Regions from separate parts of the Homo sapiens genome. Here region 2 is linked to region 1. A link is an interaction called in ENCODE POLR2A ChIA-PET data of the cell type or tissue named here. Cell type or tissue: PC-9. All regions are shown on one strand.

The links. ChIA-PET counts read pairs that join two places held together with the same protein. Peaks named below come from ENCODE experiments on the same cell type or tissue, not always from the same donor. Only the 100,000 strongest peaks of a DNase experiment are listed, where the experiment ranks them.
Region 2: POLR2A ChIA-PET joins it to region 1 with 19 read pairs; 1 of 35 experiments calls an interaction of 5 or more read pairs at or near these places.

What each region holds. Positions count from the first base shown.
Region 1 is chr11:75,420,854-75,423,353 of GRCh38, reverse strand. KLHL35 (kelch like family member 35) reads left to right here. Exons shown (of 7, transcript NM_001039548.3): 7 at 586-960. The coding sequence ends at 774. It also overlaps a transcript of RPS3 not described here. Among named protein-coding and RNA genes, the nearest start is that of KLHL35, 11 kb to the left of the region's middle. In PC-9, no CTCF peak of the experiment used is centred here; a DNase peak (open chromatin) is centred at 963; H3K27ac peaks cover 1,306 bases.
Region 2 is chr11:74,146,061-74,148,560 of GRCh38, reverse strand. All of the region lies in intron 3 of C2CD3 (C2 domain containing 3 centriole elongation regulator), which reads left to right. Among named protein-coding and RNA genes, the nearest start is that of C2CD3, 24 kb to the left of the region's middle. In PC-9, no CTCF peak of the experiment used is centred here; a DNase peak (open chromatin) is centred at 1,100; H3K27ac peaks cover 1,036 bases.

The sequences.
Region 1 (2,500 bases):
GGGGAAGGGAGTTGCTAAGGTCTGCTCTAGTGATATCAGAGCAGGGAGGCCCAAGTCCTGGAAGCTCTGGCCCCTGCAATTCCCTGCCTCCCCTACCTTCTTCTCCATCCCCTGAAACTCCAGAGACTACACAGATATGGTTGGACTGGAGGTCTCTGCCAGTTCTGACCTTTGGTGACCTTAGAGGTGAGATTTCTGGCTTGAGTCTGAGATTCTAAGATGGCGGCAGTCGAGATTATTGTTATTGGTGTGCTTACCACATTCCAGGCTCTATGTAAAATGCTTTATATGCTTAACTTCCATTAACTGTTAAGGGAACCCTGTGAAGAAGGCACTTTAGTTCTTCTCCCTTTGCCGATGAGGAAACTGAGGTCCAGAGAGGTTAAGTGACTTGCCTAACGCCATTCACTGAATAAGGGTCAAGCTAGAGCTGGAACTCAGGTCCATCCAGTTTCCTGCCTCTCTACAGTCCAGATTGCCTGTTCACAGTCTGTGGGTCAAGGTTCTATTATCTGGCCTGGCCAGGCAGGGACAGAGGAAGCCCCAGGCTGGACCTGATAGTTGTCTTTCTGTTTGTCCACCCAGGAAAGCTGTGGAGTCACTGTGTGTGACGGGAAGGTCCACATCCTTGGCGGGCGGGATGATCGCGGAGAAAGCACCGATAAGGTCTTCACCTTTGACCCCAGCAGTGGGCAGGTGGAGGTCCAGCCATCCCTGCAGCGCTGCACCAGCTCCCACGGCTGTGTCACCATCATCCAGAGCTTGGGCAGGTGATTCAGATTTGGACAGCCTGAGCCAGGAGGCGGAGAGGCAGGCGGAGCTCAGATGCACACTCTGCTCCCTCATGGCACCTCCACGCAAACAGCCCTTAACTTAATGGTCCCTTTTCTTGTATAAATAAAATCTTGTTGGGTCTGTGTTCCAGCTGCAGTCTGCCCTGCCTGGAGATGGAATGTCTAATATTTGCTCCCTGTGTTTACTCTTGATGAAGCACTTTTATACCATTGCAGTCTGTCTGGGCTACTATCACAAAACACCTTAGACTGGGTGATTTATAGACAACAGAAATTTATTTCTCACAGTTCTGAAGGCTGGAAAGTGCCAGATCAGGTGGCCAGCAGATCTGGTGTTTGATGAGGGCTCTCTGCTTCCTAAATAATGTTTTCTTGCTGAGTCTTCACATGGGAGAGGGAGGCCAGGCAACTCCCTCCAACCTCTCCTATAAGGCTCTAATCTCATTCATGAGGGTTCCACCCTCATTCCCTAAGCAATTTAATGCCTTCCCAAAGGCCCCACCTCTTACTACGATCGCTTTGGGTATTGGGTTCTGACACATACATTACCTCATTTACTTTCAAAATAGTAGTGTGGGCATTTTTAAAAACTATAAAATATTTCATGCATAAAAAACACACACTATATATATTAACAGTTAAAGAATAAAATGTCTGCTTCCCACCACTTAGAAAGAGATGGTTACAAACACCTCTGCAGGCTCGCGTCTGTTCCCAAACACATCCTTTCCCACACTCATCCCAGACAAAGTTACTGTCCTTAAATTTGAGATTATCAGGACTCACTGCTAGGAGCTGGAGACAAGCAGCGGGCTCCCCACTCATGGAAGAGGCTGAAACAAAACAAAAACAGTTATGGATCCCTGAACAACTACGGAGTGGAGGCTCACAGCAAACTGCAGGCCCAGGGTGGGGGCACCGTAGCCATGGGCCTCTGAGAAGCCAGTCACCCTGGCTCTGCACCTGAATCTGTCAGGTGTCCAACGTCAATGGGGGCACAAGCCCCTGATGTCATTATAAGCCTGGGGCTCTAGGGGCAGCAACAAACTGCTGGGTAGGGAGGGGTGAGCTCAGAGAGGGAGAGAAAGGGAACAAAAGACACCATAGACAGATTCTGCGAGGCTCTGTGCATATCGCTGTGAGGCCTGGAGGAGCTGGCCAGGCCCCAGCTGCAGGCTCCCCCTCATTTGTACTCAGATTGCCTTTGGAAGAAGAGCGATCATCTGCTCCTTGCATCTCCCTTCAGCACAGAGCCAGCCCCACATCCCACCCCATCTTCCAAAGCCCCAGGGCCCTGTCTACAGGGTCTCTCCAGCTGGGGCCGGCCCATCATGGCAGGAGTAAAGGCCCGGGTCCCAGCTGAGCTCCGACCCGCCGATTATCCCAGATTAGGGAGCCTGTGACCATCTGGACACAGCTGATAATGGCAGTGGAGGAGGGGAGTGGGGACAGTTAGCCTGCCTGCGCCCACCCTATGGGGAACGCTCAGGACAAAGCAAAGAAGGCATCATATCACTGGCCTACCCAGGGAAAAGGCAGGGGCAGATCCAGGGCACGCTCCTCCCAAACAAGTGGGCATCTTAGTTGGCTGGACCCTTCCCACATGCCAGGCAGGGCGCCCCATTTACCCCATGCTGACTGTTCGTGCCTCCAGTGCGCTTTCGTGCACGTGCCCTCTCCTTTGTCTGCCCAGGCCCACCTTATAA
Region 2 (2,500 bases), 1.3 Mb after region 1:
TCAACTGCCAAAAATATATTCAGACTTTTGAAAAGTATCAAAAGTATCAAACTTATGCTATTATATAAGCATGTAACATAATATATACACATATATAAATATACACACATATATCTTATATACACACATATAAGGTATATGTGTGTATATATACATATATAAGATATTTATGTATATATACACATAAACATACGATTATTTTAAGTTTGAAATTGGGAAACAGGAATACTTAACTATAGCTTTTTTCTTTTGAAATCATTCATTTGATCTGGCTAGAAATGTGATACATTTACTTCTATGCTAAGTTAGTACCAAGTATTAAATATATGATGGGCATTACATCATTCATTTTTAAACCCTTTAATTATAAGATTTAGTTTTTATTCAGTTTCATAACAGATCTTAACCATTCACAAACATGAGTATTTCCAAACAAAGGTAGAATCTTGGCAAAATAGTTTTGATAGTTAGACATTTGTAAAATTTGTAAAATTTAAGACATTTGTAAAATTTGTAAAATTTAAGACATTTGTAAAATTTAAGATTTCAACATCACAGTTAATCCTAAATATTGTACTGTACTTTATTAACCTCCATATGTTACACTTCCAGTATAAATTGAGAAAGGTAAGTTGAATAGTGTTAGTTTTCATAAAGCTTGAAACCAAAAAAAATCTTTTTGGGTTATCAGTCTTTAGCTCTACAATTTTAGGAATGTATTTCATGCCATCAGTTTCATTTCTGGAAATCCTGTTTCAGCATGGAAAAATACAAAAAAGTAGGACAGATAGTTCCTTGCCAATAAAACTTTCCAGAGATACAGTCATCAAGTAATGAGTAAATTGAATGAAATATGGTTCCTTGTTAATGCCCTTGCAGATAAGCCATCAGATTTTTTACATAGGCAGTAATGTCAGTTAAAATGGCCCTGTATTTGACCAGTCTGTGCTAGTGATCTGAGGCTGGGATTTGTCCTTGGACAACATAAACCAGGAGACTTCTTTAAACTCAAGCTCAAAAACATTTTTTAGCACCATAACTCATACTAAGTCACCTAATATCCATGTACTAATGATAGGCTACATACTGCTTATCCAGTTTTTCAGGGGTGTTGTCGTTGTTGTGGTCGTTGCTGTTGTTATTTAAGACGGGGTCTTGCTCTGTTGCCCAAGCTGGAATGCAGTGGTTAGATCATGACTCACTGCAGCCTTGACCTCCTGGGCTCAAGTGATCCTCCCACGACAGCCTTCCTAGTAGCTGGGACTAACAGGTGCACACCACGACACCTGGCTAATTTTTGTATTTTTTTGTAGAGACAAGGCCTTGAGATGTTGCCCAAGCTGGTCTTGAACTCTGGGCTTAAGCAATCCTCCTGTCTCTGCCTCTCAAAATGCTGGAATTATTTGTGTGAACCACTGTGCCTGGCCTGCTTTCCAGTTAGCAAGCAAAATATTGACCAAGGGAATTTTTTTTATTTCATTTTATTTTATTTTATTTTATTTTATTTTTTGAGACAGAGTCTTACTCTGTCATCCAGGCTGGAGCGCAGTGGCACGATCTCGGCTCACTGCAACCTCCGCCCCAGGTTCAAGCAATTCTCCTGCCTCAGCCTCCCAAGTAGCTGGGATTACAGGCGTCTGTCACCACGCCCATCTAATTTTTGTATTTTTAGCAGAGGCAGAGTTTCACCATGTTGGCCAGGCTGGTCTCGAGCTCCTGACCTCAAGTGATCTGCCCACCTCGGCCTCCCAAAGTGCTGGGATTACAGACGTGAGCCACCGCGCCTGGCAGGAATTTAATTCATATGTTAATTGTGTGTGTGTGTGTGTGTGTGTGTGTGTGTGTGTGTGGTTTGACTTTTAGCCTTGTAGACAAAGTAAATAAGACAGTAAATAGCTTTATGGTTATCTGTCTTTGCAAAGTGTTGCCACCTTGGATTTAGATCTTGAAACAAGTTTATTGTCAACAAAGACCATTTCAGGATCATCATCCTTTGTCATCAGTCTTTAATAAAGTTTTCAAAACTTTTTTCAGTTCAGAGAGCTGTATTTCCTTGGATATGTTTGTCATGAGCATCACATCCAAAAATTTTTCCCTTACATAAAAGTTCTCATTGATACTTTAAATGGATACAACTCTTGGAAAGTTATTTTTAATCTGTGTTCTCATCAACTACAAAGAAGAATGCCACAAATTATTTAACATTTTCACTCAATTCACCTTTTAAGTTTGTAGCCATACCACTAACATGCTGAATAACTAATTTTGGTTAGATGTGTACATGCAAATCATGCTATTACACCCAAATTCTGCTGCATTCACTAAACATTCTTTTATAAATTTTACCATTGATAAGAGACTTTGACACCCTAAAGCTTTTAATCTTAATATGTAACTGCATTTCACAGGTATACCACTCATTATTTACTTAAAAAAATAACAGTTTAAATGTGTACTTTCTGTTTATTCAGTTTTCATTATTTGTCTGTTCTACAGGCCC